2 separate regions of the Homo sapiens genome follow, and region 1 is linked to region 2. A link is an interaction called in ENCODE POLR2A ChIA-PET data of the cell type or tissue named here. Cell type or tissue: PC-9. All regions are shown on one strand. Links, peaks and the distances in the headings refer to the core of each region. The heading gives the core; the rest is flanking DNA.

Region 1 (12,745 bases), core at 4,659-7,158, 280 kb before region 2:
TGCTAACACATGCCGACACGCACGCTAACGCAGACACATGCTAACATGCTGACACGCACACCAACACATGCCGACACGCACACCAACACATGCCGACACGCACACCAACACATGCCGACACGCACGCTAACACATGCTGACACGCGTGCTAACACATGCCGACACGTGTGCTAACACATGCTGACACACATGCTAACATGCCGACACACGCGCTAACACATGCCGACACGCACACTAACACATGCCAACACACATGCTAACACATGCCAACATGCACTAACACATGCCGACACACATGCTAACACATGCCGACACACATGCTAACACATGCCGACACACATGCTAACACATGCCGACATGCACTAACACATGCCAACGCACACGCTAACACATGCCGACACACATGCTAACATGCCGACACACGCACTAACACATGCCGACACACACGCTAACATGCCGACACGCACGCTAACACATGCCGACACGCACGCTAACACGCCGACACGCACGCTAACGCGTGCCGACACGCGCACTAACACATGCACTAACACATGCCAACACACACGCTAACACATGCCAACTTACATGCTAACAACACAAATCTGCGGCCTTCTTCGTGGCTGTGTAGCACTGAATGGCATTGACATGCCATCATTCATTCAAACAATCCAATGGTGATGGGCCCCTGGCTTCTTTCCAGTGGTCACTGTTGTAAACAAAAGCGCAATGCACCGCCGTGTGTATCTATCTTGGCTCAACTGTCTTTTATATGCTTATAATTATTTCTATAAGTGGAATTATTTATATGTTTTTTCCAGCTTTATTGATGCATAATTGGCATATGAAAAAACTGTACCTAATTACTATATACAATTTGGTGAGCTGGGCCATATAAACAGCCTCATGTTACCACAACTGAGGTAATAAACCTACCCGTCACCTCCAAAAGTTTTCTTGTATACCTTTGTTGTTCCTGTACTTTTTGTTTGTTTGTTTTAGAGACTGGGTATCATTATGTTGCCCAGGTTGGCCTCAAACTCCTGGGCTCAAGCAATCCTCTTGCCTTGGCTTCCTGAGTAGCTGGGACTGCAGGTGCAAGCCACCATACCTGGCTCCATATAGCTTTGAAAGGCTTTTGAAAACTTACGCCAAATCACCTACTAAAGAGGCAAATGAGAAAAAAAAAGCAATAAAAAAATACAAATAATGATTTATCTGAAAAGTTTCTCAATTTACAGAGCTGACTTTCTAGCTATCTGTTTGTTGCTATGCCAGAGGAATCAATTGTTTAAGAAAAAAAAAAGGTTTTGATATCACGTGAGTTCAGAGGCAGCACAGGATGAAACTGGGGAAAGCAGGCTCAGAGTCTAATTATTATTCATTACTAGAAATCACACTGAGCAGTGGTGAAATTGGGTCAGCAGCAGCATGGTGGGGGAGTTTGGTGGAAAAAAGGGGTCAGATATCTCCCAACTGTGGCTCGCATAGGAGCCACTGGGGATGGTGAGCATATGGATGCAGGAAGGTGGGTTAGATTCAGGAGAAAGTCTTTGACTCAGGCCTCAAGTAAGGACCCCCACCACTTGAGATGAAGTGCAGAGAACCCAAGAAGATGAACTGAGAGGGTGGAGCATGTTTGTTCATTTTGTTTCGTTTTGTTTTTTTGGCCCAGGCTGAAGTACAGTGGCACAATCATAGCTCACTGCAGCCTCCACTTCCTGGGCTCAAGCGATCCTCCCACCTCAGCCTCTCTAGTAGCTGGGACTACAGGCATGCACCACCACACCTGGCTAATTTTTTATTTGTTGTAGAGACAAGGTTTCACTGTGCTGCCTAGGCTGGTCTGGAACTCCTGGCCTCATGGGATCCTCCTGCCTCGACCTCCCAAAGAGCTGGCATGAAGCCACACCCAGCCTGGAGCAGTTATTGAGTAGGTGGTCAAGGTTGCTCAGGACAGCCTTGCCCTTCTGCAGCACTTTGCTTAGGACTGGCCCTGGCCCATGGGAGGGAAGGGAATTCCCTTGTGCTTCCTGTTTTCTCCCCTTTTCACTGTTAAAGATAATTTTAAAAAAAGAAAACAAAAAAAATCATGACTCCCTTACAGATATACAAATGAATGCTTATTAAAGATTTTCTTCCATAAATGAAGGAACAAGGCAGGTGTTCCATCCAGTTTAAAGATAATCTGAAGAGCAGATGTGTTTCTAGATCAGGAATATGGAAATGATTGTGCAAATTAAGGCAAAACTGATTTTCCAAGGTGGCTGGGCAAGAAGTCAGTTGAACCTCTTCTGAACATGACAGAATTTGCATATCTATAAACAAGAATTATTTCTCATTGCTATCAGTTACTGTACTAGGTTGAATAGTGTCCACCAATAACTCATGTCCACCCAGAACCTGTGAATGTGACCTTATTTGGAAATAGGGTCTTTGCAGACATAATAATGTTAAGTGAGGTCATACTGGAGAAGAGTAGACCGTAAGTCTAACATGGCTGATATCTTTATAAGAAGAGGGCAACTCGGACACAGAGACCCAGACACACAGTGGAGAAGGCAATGTAAAGATGGAGGCAGAAATCAGAATGATGCGTCTACAAACCAAGAAGCACCAAGCATTGACAGCAACTGCCAGGAGCTGGGAAGAGGGCGGGAAGGAACCTCTCCTAGAGCCTTTAGAGAGGGCTTGGTCTTGCTGAGACGTCGGTTGCAGTCTCAGTAAGCTCTGAACTGGAGCCTTCAGTTCCAGTAACGTCTGGAACTGTGAAGTGATCAATGTCTGTTGTGCTAAGTTACCCAATTTGTGGTGCTGTGTTACAATAGCCCTAAGTAACTAACACAGTTATCTACAACTTCCTGAGGTATGAAATAGCTCAAAGACAACGAAAGGCTAAAATCAGATACCCTGGAGTTCTAGCTACTAAGAAAATGCACAATTTTCCACGGAAGCAAATATATTTCCTGCATCATATTAGAGTTTCCTGCTCCTAGCAACCAAACTTGAAGATGGGCTGGTTTTTATCTGTACAAGTCGATACAATATTGTCATTCTACAAGTGTGGGACCAAGTGTTTTTGCCAAAACCTTTCGTTTTTACAGAGCTTTGTGTGGGGAGGGTTGAAGATGTCATCAAAATTTTTGACAATGTTTACTGTCATGTATGGATTCATGCAAAAGAATGGAGCATTTCTTTCAGTATGCTACATTTCCAAAAATGTTGTGTAATTATGCCAGAAATTCTTGATTTAAATAATATTTTAGTCAAAATATTTTAAGAAGAATTTTTATATGTTTATACATTTGTTTTTCCAGCAAAGGAGCATTTTCAGGAGCACAGAAGATTGGACAGAACAAGACCACACTCTTGGGAATGGACAAGGTGCTGTAGATTCTGTATGAATTAGCCTTTCCCATCCTCAAGATTAAAACAACACTAACAACAACAAAAGCTAACCTATCATGGCAGTGGAACTTGTGTGACAATTTGCATTCTGACAGCTGCCAAAGTTTTCTTTGGAGAGGAATCTGACAGAATGTTTCAGATTGCTGTTTAAGCCAGTCCCATTTTTCAATTGAAAAATGATTAGCTGAATTAGCTTAGGATGTGAAACTTCAAGTTTTGCAAAAGATTGATATAACACCTCTCTTGTCCCTGTTACGATAACAAAGGAAATTGAGTATGGTCATTCGTCTAGGCACAATGACTCGAGATTCTGTTGGAAAAGAATTGTGGTTTCTGGGACCTTGGAGATCATCATAAAACCTTTATATATATATACACAGAGAGAGAGAGAGAGAGAGAGAGACAGAGAGAGAGAGAGAGAGACAGAGAGAGAGAGAGAGAGAGAGACAGAGAGAGAGAGAGAGTCTCTCTGTCACCCAGGCTGGAACGCAGTGGCTCGATCTCAGATCCCTGCAACCTTCACCTCCCGGTTCAAGCAATTCTCATGCCTCAGTCTCCCAAGTAGCTGGGACTAAAGGCGCACGCCACCACTCCTGGCTAGTTTTTTTTGTTGTTGTTTTTTGGTTTTTTTTTTTTTTTTGTATTTTGGTAGACACGGGGTTTCACTGTGTTGCCCAGACTGATCTCAAACCCCTGAGCTCAGATAATCCACCTGCGTCAGCCTCCCAAAGTGCTAGGATTACAGGCATGAGCCACTGCACCCAGTCCCTTATGATATTTTTAACACTGCATGAAAATTTTTAACACTGCATGAAAATTCTTCTAAGCAAGTTTGCTAAATAGCAAAAAAAAAAAAAAAAACATTCTTAATGGGGTTTTGCCATGCTAGTGCTCCAGATGAACTGGGGTTTGCTGATACTGAGTGAAAATCAAAGGAAAAACACTCATTTCTGGTGTGTGCTCTGTCATGGACCATCAGTGGTACCTTTCAAAACTCTGTCCAGAAATCGATAAGAAAACTTCAACTAAAGATAATCAATGAAATGAAAAACTGTGTGTCAACCCCCAGATGTTTTGCTTTGCTCTGGATGAAGATCTGAATGCCAATCAGAAAGTGCTGCTCCACTGGGTACTGGAGTTTATTGGTTGTCAAAGGAAAATAAGCATTTTTACCTGCTGGTTGAGACAGGTATCCTATGTTTGGAATACTAGAGAAAAGAAACTCCTCAAAAGATCTTCCAGCAAAGCTTATCATATTAGACAACTATGTTCAAAAGTTTGAATATGAACTTTGCCTTATTAAAACATTTAGAGCTCAAATCAAGTCACAGATGTCAGGAATCATTACTAAAATGGTCTATTTATTTGTTTCAACATAAAACTTTCAAACACAATGTTCTTAAGATAATTTCACAGAAAAATAAACTTTTACCTAGTGCATGCTTAGGCTGAATTGGGGGACTATTTTCTAGATATCATGGCTGAAAAATCCTATTTCAGAGCTTATCAAGAAATCCTCTTTCCTCCTAATATTCTATCTGTACCAGGAAACACCACCAAGAATTTCTTTCTTTTTTTTGAGACCAAGTCTCATTCTGTCGCCCAGGCTAGAGTGCAGTGGCGCAGTCTTGGCTCACTGCAAGCTCCACCTCCCGGGTTCAAGTGATTCTCCTGACTCAGCCTCCCGAGTAGCTGGGATTACAGGCGTGCATCACCATGCCTGGCTAATTTTTGCATTTTTAGTAGAGACAAGGTTTCACCATGTTGGCCAGGCTGGTCTCGAACCACTGACCTCAGGTAATCCACCCGCCTTGGCCTCCCAAAGTGCTAAGATTACAGGCGTGAGCCACTGTACCCGGCTTGGCTTTGACATTTACAAGTCTATAAAGGAAATGGGTCCCTAGATAAAACTGTGTCTACAAAAGGAACAGAAAAAGGACAGACGGGCTTCCTAGATTACATAACTGAGTCATTGCATCAACCTGCCCGGAAATCTGCCCACCTCTGGACTTCTATAATGGGAACCAATGAATCTCCTTTGTCATCTAAGACAGTTTAAGTTGGGTTTCTAATTACTTGCCACATAAAGAATCTTTGCTAAATCTGAATTTGGTGCCAGGAGGTAAGTGTTGCAAATCATAAACACTAACAAGCTAAATTGCCCAGAGAACAGTGAGGATACCTCTAGCCCAGTTTTGAAACGAGGAATTCTTATTACATGTTTGCAAAATAGTTAATTAAATTGTCTTCAATTATATCTTAAGAAATAGGTCATTTATCCATTATGATAGTTTGAGGGGATGTTTTAGGAAATGTTTAGAATGTGTTGGCTAATTCTTGTGATCTTCTGTAAGGTTTTAGAAGAAAAACAGCTTGGGTCACAGGTAACCCAAGTAGAATGGGAGATGATAATCCCTGTTAATCACAACAAAGTCTTAACTGATACAAGAACTTTGGAGAATTGCTAGGTAAAATCTCCCTCCTTAAAACGAGAGAAAGCATTCTTATCATTTTTCTATTTTTACCCGTCTATATTTGATTTTTCCTTCCTACGGACTTTGAAAACAAAACAGTGCGTTAGGCTAGATGTTGAAAGGGTCATGATGAGCTCTGTTCTCCCTCTTCTTCAGAAGATGCCAATGCAAGACTCCAAGCTTACTCATATATAAACTGACAAATTTTTTTAATGTATCTTTAAAGATGGCCGAGTGTGGTGGCTTCACGCCTGTAAATTCCAGCACTTTGGGAGGCTGAGGCAGGAGAATCGCTTGAGCCCAGGAGTTTGAGACCAGTCTAGACAACCTAGGGAGATGCCCTCCCTACAAAAAACAAAAATAAATAAAACATTAGCCAATTACGGTGGGGCACACCTGTAGCCCCAGCTACTTGGGAGGCTGTGGCCGTGATCGTGCCACTGCCTTCCAGCCTGGGCAACAGAGCAAGACCCTGTCTCAAAAAATAAATAGGTAAGTAAATAAATAAAATAAAAAATTTGAAAAATAAAAATAATATTTTCTTCTATTCCTATCATTGTATTGGTTTAGTTTTGGTCACCATGTTGTTTTGAAATTTCAAGTAACATTAAAAGAAAGCATATGCTTTGTATATTTTCTCAAAATGGAGATAGATTTGAAGTTTGAGAATATTCTGCCAGAGAATCTGGAAGCAGAGAAACGAAAGCTGCTTCAATACATTGTCAAAGGGAGTCCAACCAAAAATAATTGAAAGATCATAGAACAGTAATGTTTGACAGAGGAAATGAAGAGGAATTTGATTTACAAAAAAAAAAAATACTTTAACTTTTATAGAACTTGTCTATTTTGAAAGGCATGAGTAATTGAACTGATTTCCACTTATATCCGCCTTCCTGCCAAAGTTTTCAAAGCTTGTTTTTTCTAATGATGATAATGCATGTTCCTTGCCTCTCAGCAGCTCCAGGGAACTCAAAGCATTTTGCAGATATTATCTCATTAGTCCTGACTCTATCCCCAGGTACTTTGCAGACATTATCCTGCATTTTAAAAATGATCGCAGCTCAAAATGGAAAATGACACCAAATCTCCTGCAGCTCTCTCTTTTTTAAACACTGTATGTAAATAACTAAATGCAGGTATTAGTCTAGATTCTTGGTTGCAGACAACAGAGCTCTCACTGCAGCTAGTTTAAGCAAGAAAGAGATTAAAAAGATGCTGAATAGCTCACCAAATTTCCTGGAGAGAGGGAGAGTCTGGTTCACAGGCTGTCCATCCCAAAGCTCATTGCTGCAGGGTTAAAAAAAAAAAAAAAAAAAAGATGCTCTTCAAAAAAAATAGTTTTAGATTTACAGATATATTGAGCATATAGTTCAGAGTTCCCATATGCCATGCCCCTATTATTAATACCTAACATTAGTATAGTAATTTTGTTATAATTAGCGAACCAATACCGACGTATTATTAGGAACTAAAGTCCCTAGATTATTCGGATTTCCTTCGTTTTTACCTAATATCCATTTTCTGTTCCAGGATCCCATCCAGGGTCTCACGTGACATCTAGTCATCATGTGTCTTTAGACCCCTCTTGCTGTGACAGTTTCTGACTCGGGGTTTTGGATGATCTTGGTGGTTTTCAGGAGGACTGATGAGGGATATTGTAGGATGCTCCTCTATCAGAATTTGCCTGATTTTTTTTTCTCACGGTGAGATGAAGGCTGTGAGTTTTAGTGGGGAAGACCACAGAGGCAAAGCTCCACGTGTATTGCATCACAGCAAGGGCACACCTCGTCAACCCGACTAACGCTTGACCTTGACCATGTGACAGGCGGCGATGGTCAGGTCTTCCCATGGCAGTGTTGCTCTTTGCCCTCCCCGTTCCTATGCTGTGCTCTTTGGAGGAAAGTCACTATGCACTGCAGGGGCTCACTTCGTCTACTTCCAGAGTCTCCGGTTGGAGGAATGTAAAATATAATTGCCTTAATCCTTAGCAGGGCCTTCAGGGTCCTCCTGGCATCCCTCCACCCTGCTGGCTTCTTGGCTAAATTCTTTCTGTGCTTCTCCTGATGGAAGGTTGGCATCGTGTCTCCATCATTCACGCATCCTCCAGGGGACCCCACATGGTACCCTGCACACAGTAGGCCCTTTACAAAGCTCTAAAAACTTTGAATAGAACTGGATTTCATCTAATAGTTAATACCAATCTTTCATAGGCTGCTGGTAGGTGAGTGAGGGTGAGGGCCACTGGAGCAGAGAGGGACGTAGCTGGTTGAATGCTCCAACCAGAGCAGTGGACAGGCCCTAGGGTTCTCATCTGGACCCTGTACCATCTGCATTTTAAAAACCTACTTGGGGCCAGGTGTGGTGGCTCACATCTGTAATTCTAGCACTTTGGGAGGCAGAGGTGGCAGGATCATTTGAGGCCAGGCCTTTGAGACTAGCCTGGGCAACATAGCAAGACCCCATCTTTATTATTTAAAGAAGAAAAAAAGAAAAAGAAAATAAAAACTTACTTGGCAGAAGACTGACTTACTTAACTGAGAGTTTCTCTTTTCTTTTTTTTTTTTTTTTTTTTTTGAGATGGAGTGTTGCTCTGTCGCCCAAGGTGGAGTGCAGTGGCATAATCTCAGCTCACTGCAACCTCTGCCTCCTGGGTTCAAGTGATTTGCCTGCCTCAGCCTCTTGAGTAGCTGGGATTATAGGCACATGCCACCATGCCCGGCTAATTTTTTTTTTTTTTTTTTTTTTGTATTTTTTTGGTAGAGATGGGGTTTCACCATGTTGGCCAGGCTAAGTCTTGAACTCCTGATCTCAAGTGATCCACCCGCCTCAGCCTCCCAAAGTGCTGGGATCATAGGTGTGAGCCACCATGCCTGGCCTGGATTCTTCCTTACCCCCACCCCCCCGCCCCCCTTATCAAGGGACAGAGACTCTCCTAAGACTCGAAAGTTAGAGGGTGGAGTTTCCTGTCATCGGAGTAATAAATTAGGAGGTGACAGAACTTCCTAATGCCCGAGACCCTGACATGTGGTTCGGACAGGCCTTGGCAACCCTGAACTGGGTATCCCGTCGGTGCAAAGCATCGTGGAATGAACTAGAGGAGGCCTGTGCCATAGATCAGGTCTCCCGTATCTGCTGGTATGGACTGAATGTTTGTCTCCCCGCCAATTCTTGTGTTGAAGCCCTAACCCCCAGTATGATGGTATTAGGAGATGGGGCTTTGGGGAGGTGATTAGCTTTAAATGAGGCCATGACAAAATGAGTGCCTTCGTAAGAAGAGACTCCAGAGCGCTCTCTCTTTCTCCATCATATGAGGACAGGGCAAGAGGGCAGTCACCTACAAGGCAGGAAGACATCTCTCATCAGGAACTGAATCAGCCAGAACCTCAATCCTGGACTTCCAGAAATAAATTCCTGTTGTGTAAGCCACCCAGTCTGTGGTATTTTGCCATAGCAGCCCAGCTGACAAAGACAGCAGTTTTCTCTCTGGTCCTCCACTGCGCTGGCTTAGTGCTTTCTCTAGCTCACTGAATCTTCCCACTCACACAAATCTGACCAGCCTTGGATCTCTCACGACTCCTGTTTCACCTGCTGACCATGTTGCAGCTTTAACTTTTGCTCCAACCCAGTCAGTTATCACAACCAGGAAGACGACCAGCCCAGTCCTTCCCTTCCTGTTCAGCCCTCTGCGTGTCAGTGTGTTTCTCAGGCAGCCGCATGAGTTTCTCTGGGGTTGGGAGCCCATCCACTCTTGACCAACTCAGCTGAAGCCAAGAAGGGGCCAGTAGGGCCTGGGAGCGGAGCACGCTCTTTGAGATAGGGCTGTGGGCATTCCCAGCAGTCAGGTCTCCAGGTCAACCCAAAGACATGGGACTAGGCTTGCCTGATTTGCTGCTGAAACATGCCCAGCAAGGTTTCCAAATCACCTGGGGAAGTGGGGCTGGGGGACTCAGCCAGCACAGTGGACCATGATCCAGCCTCAACTGCAAATGCCTCAACTCCAGCCGCGTCTCCACTAGATTTTCCCTGCGGAAAGGGTAAACACAGTCGGACCTGTTTCACAAGAATACACGCCTATAAAACCAGACTAAGCTAATTGTTGGATGTATCCTACTCCAGTCTGGATGTTATCAGTCTAACTTTCAAATGACTTGTTTTACATGTTTGGATGTGTTACAGGAACGAAGGGGGGAACGGAGTAATCCTACAGCGAATGTTTACAGTGACTCCTTGGAGGTAGCACAACATAAGAAATCATGAGGAAGAACATGAATTAGCCTGCCATGCCATGGAGGTGTGGGTCGGGTTGCTCCCTGCATCTGCGCTTCTGCGACAGCAATCAGTCATCTCTTTCCCTGCCAGAGCCCCACGCATGTGGGAGGCGTGGGGAGGTTCTATTTGTTCCTTTTCCACCTTGCACAGCATGTTCTTCTAGCAAGGAATTTATTCCCAGCTTAGAATCAGCATTTCATAGCAGGCGTGGCATGGAGTCGGCGCCCACTGCCCACTCTCGCTCCATGCTGCTCCCCCTAGGTGGCTGCCTACAGAGAGCACACCAAGCCAAGGATCAAAGGCTGCAAAGGGGACGCCAAGCCCAGGCTCGGGGGCTGCAGAGAGGACACCAAGCATAGGCTCGAAGGCTGCAGAGAGGATGCCAAGCCCAGCCTCAGAGGCTGCAGAGAATACGCCAAGCCCAGGCTCAGAGGCTGAAGAGAAGACGCCAAGCCCAGGCTCGGAGGCTGCAGAGAGGATGCCAAGCCCAGGCTCAGAAGCCCAGAAAAGTGTCAGGAAGAAGACTGGTTCTTCCAGGTGGAGGTGGGGACAGCCAGAGATCCTGACCCCTGATCAAGGCACCAGGAGCCCCCAAAACACTCACAATCCATTCAGAAGTGTGGGTTCCTGCCCACTGTGTGTTCACACACCCATCCTGACTCACGCACCCTCACACCCACACACCCTCACAGTCACTCACGCACACACTCAGCCTCGCTCATGCAGGCACACACTCTGACACACTCACATCCAGTCTCTCTCACACTGTCTCCTACATGCACAACATAACAGGGCACCGAGAGGGTCCCCAAGAGGGTCCCCAAGAGCCTCCCTCCAGGGCTTTCCTGTGCAGGACTGCAGGTGGTCACCAAGTCCAGTTCGCTCCTACATTCTTATGGCCACCATCTGGACTTCTAGGGTCTGGGCTTTTGCCCCGAAACTCTTCCATCTCCTGGAAGCATCACTCAGGTCACTGGATGATAGAGAGTAACAGGAAAGGCCAGGACTTGGGGATGGACATGGTCCACACTCCAGCTCTCCTGAGTCACAGCACCTCACCTCACCATGAGTTTCCCTCCCACCTCTGGGTTTGTGCGGTGGGCAGAGAAAGACAAAGGGGGTGCCCAGGATGTGGGCATCCTCACCGTGAGGCAGCATCATGGAGCTGGAGAAGGGGTGACTTCCTCCCCACCGACTGCAGCAGCCCTCTCTCTGCCCACTGGCTTCAGGCCCTCTGGCACTGCACAGGCTCCCCTGGGACAGTCTGGGATGTGCCCTCCTTAAAGGGATGGACCTGGATTCCCTCTGTAACTGGCTCCTCTCCCCAGAGTCTTTGAGGGCGGTAGGAATGGTGGCCTGGGATGCCTTGTGGGGCATGGAAGAGCCAAGGAGGGACTTTCATTAGCCTGAACAGAGAACTTCCCTGCCGGGAGAGTTGTCTAAGAGCTGCAGCAAATGATGAATACCAGTGTCCTTCTGTCGGAGCCCCTTGGGGAGCTGTTGGCACAGGGGGGCCCAGAGCAACGCCTGGCTCTGAGGGCCTCACCAGGATTTAATGAGTTAACGTGAGAAAGGCTTATCAGGACCTGTCACAGAGTGACTGCGGGATTACATAAGCATTTGCTTTAAAAGGAAAGGAGAGAAGCCACAGCAGAAAGGGACATGCAGGCTTTGGGGTTCCAGTAGAGCATAACACTCGAACTCTTCAGTGAGCAGTAGCAGGGGAGAGACCACAGCCCCTCAAGACATGCCGGTGTCATGCATGTGGCTGACAGTCTCTTCTGGAAGGCAGGGGAGCCTACTCGGTGACAAGAACAGTTGTCAGGTCGAGGAGGAGAAGCCATGAGATGCTTCGTGAATTTTGCTGAGTGCAATCTTTTCTAAATTTGGAAATGGACTTCCTCTGTGGGTTCTGTTTTTTATTTTAACAATATCAGTCCCTGGGAGGTTCTATGAAACACATTTCAGGAAGTTGAAATGAATGCAAAATTATTTAAGATCGTCACCTAGGTAATGACAGATCGTCAAACATGGCAATTCTCCCAGTTGAAAACGAGATAAGCTAAGTAGTGTATTTTCAAATGTTATGGCTGGGTTTGCTTCCATTAAAGTCTGGAAAGTAAAATTATAATAAAGTCTGGTTTGAGAACAAATAACATTTAAACCTAAAAAAAAAAAAAAAACAACAACAACAGAAAAAAAACAAAACACAAGAGGAGAGACAGGATCACTGAAAAGGCCACACCCTCCAGCTGCAGGGACCCAGTACTGCGATGACAGAGGCCAATTTCCATGGTCTTGTGTCTGTCAAAGGAGCCAGGCCGAAGGATGTTACAGAGAACAGACCTGTGGCTGTCAGGGACTGGGCCAGAGGTGGGGGACCCTGCAAAGGAACATCATTTGGAAGGGATTTTTGGAGGTGATGGGTCTGTTCTCGATCCTGAATATAACAATGATCACATGATTGTATGTATTAGTCAAAAATCATAGACCAGTATATCATGTAAATTACATACTATTATACACTATATTATACTACATAGATTATACTATCTCATTTTATAAAATGATAATAATATATATATACACCAGTAAAT
Region 2 (11,924 bases), core at 8,856-11,355:
CTCCCACTTCGCACTGTATGTCTCCTTGCTGCTGCCATGTGAAGAAGGATGTGCCTGCTTCCCTTTCCACCATGACTGTAAGTTTCCTGAGGCCTCCCCAGCCATGCTGAACTGTGAGTCAATTAAACTTCTTTTCTTTATAAATTACCAAGTCTCAGGTATGTCTTTAGTAGCAGCGTGAGAACAGACTAATACACTGACCGAGGCAGCAGAGTGGAGAGTTGCTGAGAGATGCAACTGCTTTTACTGCAGAGACTGAGAGGACACCAAGAAGCAAGACCCTGAGGTTGGCTTAGAGATTATCCAGCACAAATTATCCAGCACAGAATCCTGAAGAGAAGCGGGCTGTGAGGAAACAATTTAAGTTTGGTTCAGCCTGGAATATCAGTTGAGTTTTCTTGGGCTGCAAATAACAGAAAACCTGACTGACAGTGGCTAAGAGGGTAACATTTAAGTATCTCCCACACAGTCCTCCAGGGATCTCAGGTGGTTTGGGGGTTTCCTGGTGTCAGGACCCGGGTTGGTGTCTGCATTCTCTGGGCCCTAGGGCCTTACAAATCCCAGCCACAACAGGAAGGGAAGGAAGGAGCTCTCTCCTGCACCTCTGTTTTAGAGAGGGAGGGAAATCCCCCAGCTGTGTGCCCCCTGTGTCATGGGAGAGGCCGAGGACCTGGGCATCAGCTGAAGGGGAATTGGTGACGGGATTGGATTAGACCCTGACTCACTTAGCCAGGGATGGGGTGCGCTCCCTCTGGACAGAGCTGGGCTTTGGTGGGCTATGAAGAGGAGTGTGGAGGCTGGTTGTGGGGGGCAGTTGTATGAGACCCATGTGGCTCTGTAACGTTGGGAGTCATCCATGAGGTGGCTGTGGCGGGTATGGCAGAGGGAGAGTGTGAGGAAGACGAGGGTGAGAAGAGGAGGCTCAGGAGGGAAAAGCTGGGTGTATCCATGCTTCATGTTTAGCTTGTGGGTTTGGGCAATGTGCTTCTCTGACCCTCAGTTTTTCTCAATGTAAAAGCTATAAACTCAGTAAAATAACATAACTCTGCAGGGGTGCATTGTTAGAGTAGGTAGTCAGGAAGACATAAGCAGGGCAGGAGAGGTCTACCTCCCCAGGAATGTCAGGTGGCCATCAGGCGATGGTCAGGTGGTTGTTAAACTGTCTCTCTAAAATAATACTTGGTCACAGCCAGCACCAGGGAAAGGCAGTCTCCCTATAGAGAGAAACATCTGAAGCTGGTGATCAGTAGCTTCCTGATAAGATCTCAGGATTTGGGCAAGCAGACCCAAGCATGCACCCTAAGAGGCAAGATGGTGGACAGCCTGCTCCAAGGGAAGAGTTATCCCAATGCCTGGCCAACGTGGGCAGTCTTATCAGTCCTGGGGCGCCAGCAACCTGCAAACTCAGTGCATTCCTGTTCTAGAAGACCAAGCAAGAAGGATGCCTGCGGCCTCAGGATCACCCCACCCCTTCTTCTGTAAAAGGGCAGCCAGTCCCGGTAGGGCTGGCCCCTCTGAGTCCCAAGGTGGGGATGTGCTTTTCAGGCCTTTAGATGAGAGCAGCAGAACTTATCAATGGTATTTGCATTTTAGAAAGATTAAAGTTCGGCCCCTCTGGAGAGGGAAGGAGCACAGTAACAGGAAGCAGAGATGTGAGCCTGACTGATGTGGTTTGGCTGTGTCCTCACTCAAATCTCATCTTGAATTGTAGTTCCCATAATCCCCACGTGTCATGGGAGAGACTTGGTGGGAGTTTTCCCTTGGAAGGGAAAAGAAATGCAAACCTCGGAACCATGCCAGCGTATAAAACCCCAAGTCACAGACCAAACAGGGCACTTGGCCCTCTTCCAAGTGTACTTTGCTTCCTTTCGTTCTTGCTCTAAAACTTTTTGATAAACTCTCACTCCTCCTTTAAAACTTGCCTCAGTCTGTCCCTCTGCCTTACGACCCGCAGCTGAATTCTTTCATTCGAGGAGGCAAGGATTTGATTTGATGTAGACCCTTCAGATTCACACTGGTAACAGTAGGTGAAGTGTCATCAGCATGCCTCACCCTTGAGTAAATGCTGGTGGACCCAGGGTAGTTCTCCCTGAATGCATATTAAGTGGCAACCGCAGAGGGGGACGGCCAGAGGTGGGGAGCAGCCAGGGATGTAGGAGCAACTAGAGGGCAGAGCTCCAGGAAAGTCACCAGAGGAGCTTCACAAAGGAAGAGAATTTTTTTAAAAAAAAGACAGGAAAAGGTTGTGTGTGTGAGAAAGAGGACTCCAACTCAGAGAGCACCCCAGGGATTTGCAGCAGAAGGACACAGTGATTGCAGCACGAGTGGTTTCTATGCAGGGTGGGGTCCACAGACCATCGCTGTGGGTGGAGGGAGCAGAAGGTGGAAGGCAGGAGAGGAAGCGGGGCTGACAACAGTGCTGCAGAGTAACGGAGTGAACAGGAAGAGATGGCTCCAGGGGACACAATTGAAGGGTTTTGTTTTCCTATGCTTTGGTTTTTTTTCTTTTTTTTTTTTTTGTTGAGACAGGATCTGGCTGTGTTGCCCAGGCTGGAGTGCGGTATTCCAATCACCACTCACTGCAACCTCTGTCTCCCAGGCCCAAGCAAACCTCCCTCCTCAGCCTCCTGAGTAGCAGGGACTACAGGTACATACCACCACACCTGGCTTTTTTTTTTTTTTTTTTTTTTTTTTTTAAGAGACAGAGTCACACTGTGTTGCCCAGGCTGGTATCGAACTCCTGAACTCAAGTGATCCTCCTGCCTCAGTCTCTCAAAGTGGTAGGATTACAGGTGTGAGCCACTGCACCCGGCTGGTTTTTGCTTTTTAAGGTGAGATTCATGCTGGAAAGTGCTAACAGAGGAGGGGAGGCTGTGTGTGTAGGTAAGAGAGATTTACAGACAGGAGGAGCCTATTCTCAGGGTCTAAACCAGCAAAGAGCTGGATTCTTACCATGTTCCATGTCCCTTGCGTGTTGCCAGAGGACTTACATCATCTTCACCTCTGGGGAGCCTCAGCGGATGGGGCAGCCACTGCCTTGAATAGTGCACTGTGCTGTGTGCTCAGAAGAGTGAGCCTTGAAGGGTCTTGCCTTGGCATGTACATGCTCTAACCTGGAAATCATACTGCTGCCACAGACGCTGGACTGTACTAGCGTAGGGGTTAAGGGAAAACTTCCGTATCACCCTCTGAAAGTCACTGACAAGAGGCAGATTAATAGGAAAAAAGGCATACAAATTTATTTGATCATAGTTTTATGTGACATGGGAGCCATCAGAACGATGACCCAAAGACACAGGGGAAATTGTCCTTTACTGATTGGTTGTTTTAGAGACAGGGTCTCGCTTTGTCACCCAGGCTGCAGTGCGGTGGTGTGATCATGGCTCACTGCAGCCTCCAACTCCTGGACTCAAGCAATCCTCCAGCCTCAGCCTTTCAAGTTGCTGGGACTGCAAGTGCGTGCCACCACACCCGGTTAAGTTTTTTGTAGAGATGAACTCTCACTATGTTACCCAGATTGGCTGGAGTTCCTGGGCTCCAGTGATCCTCCCACCTCAGCCTCCCAAAGTGCTGGAATTACAGTCATGAGCCACAAAACTGTCCATTTTTTTGCTTAGGTTCAACAAAGTGTGGGCAGCACGTGGAAATACGGTTGGAGAAAAAGGGTCTGATCTAATGCCAGTGGACTGAGTGGGGGCCCCAGCAAGGCCTGGTGAGACTCTTCTTGGCCTCTCAGGGCAGCATTTCTTCCTTCTGGTTATCAGACAGGACCCTCTCTGGAATGGGGGTCTTATGAATTACGGGCAAACAAGATAGGTCAGATAATTTCTTTATGGCCAGTTTTTACAGGGAAGTGGCAACAGGGGGTGGTTTTAGAGTAATAGTTTTAGGTTTTGTGGCTGGCTTTGAGGGAAAGAGGTTCTGGTTTCTATGACCACCTAGGGGAAGAGGGATTCTGGTTTTCAGCTTCAGGGCAGAATGAAGGGCCAGAAACAGGAGGGAAGGAGGTCAGAGAGAGCTGCTTCTGAAGCCTTCATTTTGGGGTGTTGTATTCTGAGACCCTCACTAGTCACAGAACCCCATCCAACCACAAGGAATCTGGGCAGTGCAATCCTACTATAAGTCCAGAACGCATCCTGAGGAGCACTAAAGACAATCTCAGATGCAGAAATGAGAAACAAGCTCTGAGAGATGGAATCAATGGGACATTGGAATTGTCTCGGGCAGGAGGAAGATACCCTTCCCTCTCCCCTCCCCCACTGAGGCAAGACAGAAGCATATGCGTTTCCGATTGCTGCTGTGACAAATTTTCACAAACATAGCAACTTAAACCACACAAATTTATATCTTTACAGTTATGTAGATCAGAAGCCTTGGCTGGTTGCTCTGCTGTGGGATTCACAAGGCCAAAATTAAGGTGTTGGTTCACTGGGTTCCTGTCAGGAGGCTCTGGGAAAAAGCCTCTTCCAAGTGTATTTGAGTTTTTGGCAGAATTCAGTTTCTTGCGACTGTAGTATCAGGGTTCCTGTTTTCTCTCTGGCTGTCAGCTGGAGGCCACACTTAGTTCCCAGAGCTTCCAGTCCTTGCACATGGTCCCTGTATCTCAGAGCCAGCAATGGCATGTGGAATCCTCAGGGTGTTCTTTTTTTTTTTTTTTTTTTTTTGAGACAGAGTCTCCCTCTGTCACCCAGGCAGTGGTGTGATCTCAGCTCACAGCAACCTCCGCCTCCAGGGTTCAAGTGATGCTCCTGCCTCAGCCTCTGAGTAACTGGGATTACAGGCACTTGCCACCATGCCCGGATAATTTTTGCATTTTGAGTAGAGCCAGGGTTTTGCCATGTTGGCCAGGCTGGTCTTGAACTCCTGTCCTCAGGTGATCAACTTGCCTCGGCCTTCCTAAGTGCTGGGATTACAGGTGTGGGCGCCCGCACCTTGCCAAGGCCGCCATCTCTTGAGTCTCCTGCTGTATCTTTCACCTTTATCTGTGAGCCCCTGTGGGCTTGTGTGACTGCATTGGAACCACCTGGATAATTGCCCTCTTTTAAGGTCAGCTGATTGGTAACCTTAATGAAATCCGTGAAGTCCCTTCTCACAGTATCTAGATCAGTGCCTGAAGGAATAACCAGATGGGCTCTTGGGAGCACAGGTTTAGAATTCTGCCTCTCACAGGAGGTGAGGGACGATGAACTGCTGCAAACGAAGTGGGAGCCGAGGAGCTGAAAGACCACACTGCTGGCTTCAGTTGCGTCTTTGCAGTAGGCGTCAAGATCATGTGATAAATAAGACATCCTGCTAAGTGCACATTTTCAGCTGCTTATACTGAAAACTATATAAAGTTAAAAAGTTTATTTCCATAAGGGAGTGGTCCATTCAAATTATGCAGTGTCTCTTGGACTTGTCAATGACTAGGATTATGATGAGGATCAAATGTTTTGGTTTTAGGATTCTTTTACACTTTTTTTTTTTTTGAGTCAGGGTCTCACCCTGTTGACCAGGCTGGAATGCAGTGACACTGTTAACAGTAGGTAGCTAGTCAGGCATGAGCAGGGCAGAAAGAGTGGCCCCTAACCCTTTGCCCCCTCAGGTGATGCCAGCTGACCCTCAGGTGATGGTCAGGCGGTTGTTAACTGTCTCCCTAAAATAACAATTGGTCACAGCCGGTGCCTGGGAAGGGCAGTCTCCCAATAGATAGAAAACACCTGAAACTGGTGATGAGCAGCTTCCTGACAACATCTCAGGAGTTGGACAGGTGGGCTCAAGCATGCGCATTAAGAGGCAAAATGGCGTCATCTAACTGGAATGCTAGACTGGTAAGGGAAGAAGGCCTCAAGTGAGCATGTGTAGAACTCCAGTAAACACACTGCCCTGCTCCTCTCCCAAGTGCTGGCAGGCCACTGTGTATGCGACAGCCCATGCCTGGGGTGTAATCGGGAGAAGTAACCCAAGACCCTGGAAGTACGCCAACATATAAAACCCCAAGTTGAAAGGCCCAACCCTGCATTGGATCTCTCGTTGCCCGCTTGGCCCTCTTCCAAGTGTACTTTTCTTTCATTCCTGCTCTAAAGCTTTTTGTTTTTATTTTTGGTTTTTGAGACGGAGTCTTGCTGTGTCACCCAGGCTGGGGTGTAGTGACGTGATCTCGGCTCACTGCAACCTCCGCCTCCCTGGTTCAAGCGATTCTCTTGCCTCAGCCTCCTGAGTAGCTGGGGTTACAGGCTCCTGCCACTATGCCCGGCTAATGTTTTTGTGTTTTTAGTAGAGACGGGGTTTCACCACGTTGGCCAGGCTGGTTTCAAACTTCTGACCTCAAGTGATCTGCCCACCTTGGCCTCCCAAAGTGCTAGGATTACAGGCGTGAGCCACCGCGCCTGGCCTAAAGCTTTCTAACAAACTTTCACTCCTGCTCTAAAACTTGCCTTGGTCTCTCCTGCGTTATGCCCCTCAGCCGAATTCTTTCTTCTGAGGAGGCGAGAATTGAGGCTGTTGCAGACCTGTGCAGATTCAACGCCAGTAACAGCATGGTCATGGCTCACTGCAGCTTAACCCCCTGGGCTCGAGGGATCCTCCTTTCTCAGCTTCCCAAGTAGGTAAGACTGCAGGCACACATCACCATGCCCTGCTAATTAAACAATTTTTTTTGTGTAGAGACAGAGTCTCACTTTGTTGCCCAGGCTGGTCTCGAACTCCTAGGCTCAAGCGATACTCCTGCCTCAGCCTCCCAAAGTGCTTGGGTTACAGGCATGAACCACTGTGTCTGGCCACAGCATGTTCTGGAATATGAAGATCTGGCCACACACAGATATGTAGTTGGACAAGGGAGAAGTATTTTAATTGCCTTTCACAAAACTGGATATTCTTCGATATTGCACCAAAACCCAACAAGTGATAGACTGAATACACTTTCTTCTGTCACACTGGTCCATCTTGCATCTTGAAAAGGTCTGGTACCTATGCATGATGCTGTAACATCATATGCATATTTGGCAAATATTGGTCTAGTGAGCAGATCTTCCGGTTGTTGACACATTTCATTATGCAATGTCAAAGATTCATACTTTATTATTGAGAAAGAGTCTCGCTCTGTCATCCAGGCTGGATTGCAGTGGTGTGACCATGGCTCACTGCACCCTCAACCTCCTGGGCTCAAAAGGATCTTCCCACTTCAGCCTCCCAAGTAGCTGGGACCATATAAGCATGCCATCAGGCCCAACTAACTTATTTTTGGTAGAGACAGGGTGTATGTTGCCCAGGCTGGTCTCTGACTCCTGGGCTAGAGCGACTCCTCTTGCCTCAGCCTCCCAAAGTGCTGGGATTACAGGTGCGAGCCACTGCACCTGGCCAAAAAGATGATTTTCTTTTTGAAAGTGTATGGTGCCACTACCTGACTCACACTAAGGTGTGGTTTTAATGGTCACTGCTTTTGCACCATCAGTGCAAAAGTCAACACAGTGAAAAGGGCAGTAACTTCAGTGTAGGAAAATACATTTGACTCATAGGCCCCTTGGAAAGACCCAGGACCCCGAGGGATCCATGGAGCAGACTTTGAAAACCAGTTTTAATGTACATAAACCATTTAGAGCAGTGATAGGGCACACACATTTATATTTTTACTACCTTGTCGTGTTTTCCCCACTTTTCCTGCCCTTCAACACTTTCTCGGCCATTTGCCTTTGGTCCCCACTTTTCTGGTGCTTTTAGATGACCCCATTCTGCCAAGACTGCCTGCAAGGAACACCTAGGTTGGAGAAACTTCTCCATGCTTACAAATTACTGATTAGTCAGTTACTACCGTGTCACCTTCCTCTGGCCACACCCCCCAACCCTCAATCTGTTGGAGCTGTTTCACCTAGAGAAAGAAAATGAGAGTCAAGAAATTCAGTCCAATGTAACAGAGAGATGGGCCTCTTAGCCCTCCCTGTGACATTTGTGCCTCACAGCGGCTGCTTGCAGAGTTGACCCTCATCTGAATTCAACCAACCTCAGGTTGAGAACATTCAGAGAAAAAAATTGCATCTGTACTGAACATGTAGATTTTTTCTTGTCATTACTCCCTAAATACAGTATGACACTTACATATCATTTATATTAGATATTATGAATAATAGAGATGATTTAAAGTATACAGGAGGATGTATGTTATATGCAAATACCACGATTTTTATCAGGGACTTGAGCGTCCATGAAATCTGGCACCTACAGGACATCCTGGAACTGCCCCCACATAGAAATTGAGTAGGCTGAAATTAAAAACAGGACATTTAACAAACCTCCAATGAATCTAGCAGGTGTAGAAATCGGGAACCAGCAGTAATACATGGGGACTTACATGGGAATCTAGCCTTTGGGTCAAGCACCCTAAGTTGCTTTTGCTCCACATGGGGAAGGAGAGGGTGTGGCCAAAGTACCAGCAAAATAAAACTTGAGTGATCTGGAACGTGAAAAATAAAAGACATCACGTGGAAGAGGTTTATTACAAATAAATGAAACAAAAATCAAAGGCTTGTGAAACATCTCTAAGTCTTCCTGTTCATTGACCAGTTTCTCAATCACAAAAAACAGGAACGTCTGTGAGGTTCAATTTTGGAAAGGGGGATTGGTTTAGTGGCTCTTCTGATACAACCACAGACCCCTCGGATAAGACTGTGGTCCAAAGAAGGCTGCTGTATGTTCTCTGTAGGCTAGACTCAGTCCTTGTAAATAAACTCAGTTTAAAGCTTTCAATACTCAACTGCATAGTTCCATATAAACATGAAAATTAGGAAGATTGCTATTAGCACACATTCCTAAATCCACAGGAGTTATTTAGCAAAACATCCAATGCATGAATGTAGAGAAAACACAATGACCCAAAAGTTAAGACTGGTGAATCTCCAGGTTCACATGAGACGGTAACCCAAATTCATCACTTAACCAAATTTAGACAAGAGTCACCATTTCCTAATTCTAGGAAATCTGACTAGTTAAGGTGGCATAACTAGTGATAAAGTTCATCATGAGCTTTATCATCACAATGCTAAGAAACATTATTTTAGAAAATCTAGAGAATCATTAACAAGCAAATAACAGAGTAGGGGATGAGCTGGGCCACTCTGGGGTCAGACTGCCTGGGATTGACCTGGCCCTACTACTTGCTGGTGGTGAGATGCTGGCCAATTATGAGTACTCACCTGTAAGATGTGAGCAGTAAGAAAGTGTATCTGCCTCACTGGGTTGTCAGAACAGACAATCCCGGTAGAGTTCTCGGAGCGTCTTGGCCCATCACTGTTAGCTAGTTAATACTTTAGTAAGTACAATTAATTTCAGTCACTCTATCTGAACATGGTAACTGCAAGATTTCTCCCTTATTTCCTGTAATTTACTTTAACCTCCACTTCACTGTGTCCCTCTGATAGGGAAACAAGTGGGTTCTGAACTGCCCTAAGCCTGTGCTGGTGGCCAGCTCTGCACATGCTGGTCCTGATTCTGTGTATGAGCTGTGTTCAGGGTGGGGCCGGGGCCAGAGGAAAGCAAAGGCTCACATGGGTCTCCATCAGCCCTAAACAACACGCCAGGTTAGGCTGTGAGCAACCTAGTAACAGCACTTAAGGCATCCCATAATTCTGTGGTGGACCCTCTACAATCAAATGGCCCACCCATTTAGATAGGAAGAGGATCAAGCCCATATTCCTCTCAATATGAAAGTGCATCTTGAGAGCTCCTGTTTAAGCTGTTAAAATAGTCCCTACAGCTTATTTTGAGAAAAAAAAATCCACCCAAACCCCTTCAATTAAGGCAGCATTTAATTACTGTTACAATAAACGTTTCTTAAACCCGAAGAGAAGATAAAGGTTGTTTAAACAGATTCTTTTAATACAATGAATACAAAAGCAGTTGAGATGGTACCCCCACGATTACACAGCTTTGAACAAGTGAAACTATGGTTACCAAACAGCTATTTTTATTATAGCATCTACAGTGTCTGGAAAAGGATGTAACAATAAATAACTGTAGATGCATCACGAGACATCCATTTACTTAATCACAGAAGTGGATCTTGCTACATAGTTTTCTCAATGTCTTCATTCTTCAGATTCTCCAGGCTTACGAATGTCATCAATCTTCAAAATCATTCTAACCATTTGTGTTGCAAGAGATATCTGTTGCTTTTTGCCAATCAAGGTTTCTATGACATGCTGTTGCTTCATATCTGAAAAATACAAGGACACTGATTATCCTAAAATAGCATACAATAAACTATCAATAACCAACTCTTTCTGATTTAGGGAATCACAGTAAGACTTAAGAAATACAAACTCCTGGAAGCCAAGCAGGAAGCCACTAATTTCAGTTATATTTCATTTTCAGATGAATGTAATTTCATTACTTCCAAGGACACTCTGGAACTCGCACCTGGTAAAGAGAGCTGTTGGGAGGGCACTGTCTTCAATGACTAGCTACAGGGTGACATTTTTCAGGAACATCTTATCCCACAAAGTATCCATACCCTAACTTAGGAAATCTAAAGTAAGTCCATCTGACCACAGCTGAAATGTAAGATATTTCCAAGAAAGATCTAGAAATGCTAATTTTTTTTTTGGAGACAGGTGTCACCCAGGCTGGAATACAACAGTGCGATCTCAGCTCACTGGAACCTCTGCGTCCCGGGTTCAAGCGATTCTCCTGCCTCAGCCTCCCGAGTAGCTGGGATTACAGGTGCCTGCCCTGACCAGGCCTGGCTAATTTTGTATTTTTTGTAGAGATGGTGTTTCACCATGTTGGTCAGGCTGGTGTCAAACTCCTGACCTCAGGTGATCCACCCGGCTTGGCCTCCTAAAGTGCTGGGATTACAGACATGAGTCACTGCGCCCGGCCCTAGAAATGCTAAATTTGAGCACAACCAGGCATTCAAGTTAGAAACATTAAATGTTTGCCTCACAAAGAGTTGCTACTATTGAAACCCTTGGAATTTGAGCATGGAAAGCAGAATGTACCTATACCTTTAAGCAAAAGCTGTCATTCTGTGGATGGATTACAGACATGGCCTGATTTAGTACAGAAATGCCTGAGACCACTGTTTCAACAAGCTACAGCCACCATATCTTTTTGGGAGCCGAGCTACACAAGTGGCTACAGAGGTTATATATTACATTTAGAAAACACTCCACAGTGTGCAGGATTAACCACACAGTGAACTGTGAACTAAAGCCCACTTCAGAGCTGTTATATATATGCTGCCCACTGACAGACATCTGTGTAAAAACAGCAATAAGGCATTACTTCCCAAAAACCAGAGATTAAAACCTAAGTCATCTTTGGTGATAGTACCATATGCACTTTACTGTTATTACAATGAGTCTCATGTTGCTAGGTCTAGTAGTCTAACCAATTCCTACGGCAATCAAACATTCTAAAATTCAGGACTTGAACACCTGAAGTGGGCTTACATATTTAAAAAGACACCATCATCTCACAGCACATACAGTGGATGATTATTCAGTTTAAATCAGACATCCCCCCCCCTCCACGCAGAGGCGTGACAGCTCCTCACCATTTGTCCCCTTGTGCAAACAGTCGATGCCAAGAGCAGGGTTCATCTCCTTCACCTGTCTGGCTCGGACTTCGGTCATAGTCTGGATGGGATTCATGCCACTGTTTTCAGAGAGGGCCATGGGGATGACCTCCAGTGCGTCGGCAAACGCTCTCATGGCATACTGTTCTAAGGTGGGGCACTGGAAAGGTACAGAAGTATGGTGAGTGCACTTGGCGAAACAAAACAACCCAGCGGCACCGTGAAAACACAACTGTATCACATACTTTGAAAAGTCAGCTCACAAAGAATTGTAAGAACAGGCTGTCTTTATTTTTGTATCTATCAGAATATTATAATGTCACCACAGAATACAGGCAGAGGGTATACATACATGTGAGAGATGTCTCAAAATACA

The links. Peaks named below come from ENCODE experiments on the same cell type or tissue, not always from the same donor. Only the 100,000 strongest peaks of a DNase experiment are listed, where the experiment ranks them.
Region 1: POLR2A ChIA-PET joins it to region 2 with 8 read pairs; 2 of 35 experiments call an interaction of 5 or more read pairs at or near these places.

What each region holds. Positions count from the first base shown.
Region 1 is chr5:10,536,406-10,549,150 of GRCh38, reverse strand. No RefSeq gene overlaps it. Among named protein-coding and RNA genes, the nearest start is that of LINC02213, 21 kb to the right of the region's middle. In PC-9, for the core only: no CTCF peak of the experiment used is centred there; no DNase peak of the experiment used is centred there.
Region 2 is chr5:10,262,918-10,274,841 of GRCh38, reverse strand. CCT5 (chaperonin containing TCP1 subunit 5) reads right to left here. Exons shown (of 11, transcript NM_012073.5): 10 at 11,528-11,708; 11 at 8,453-10,186. The coding sequence ends at 10,059. Among named protein-coding and RNA genes, the nearest start is that of CCT5, 19 kb to the right of the region's middle. In PC-9, for the core only: no CTCF peak of the experiment used is centred there; no DNase peak of the experiment used is centred there; H3K27ac peaks cover 1,506 bases.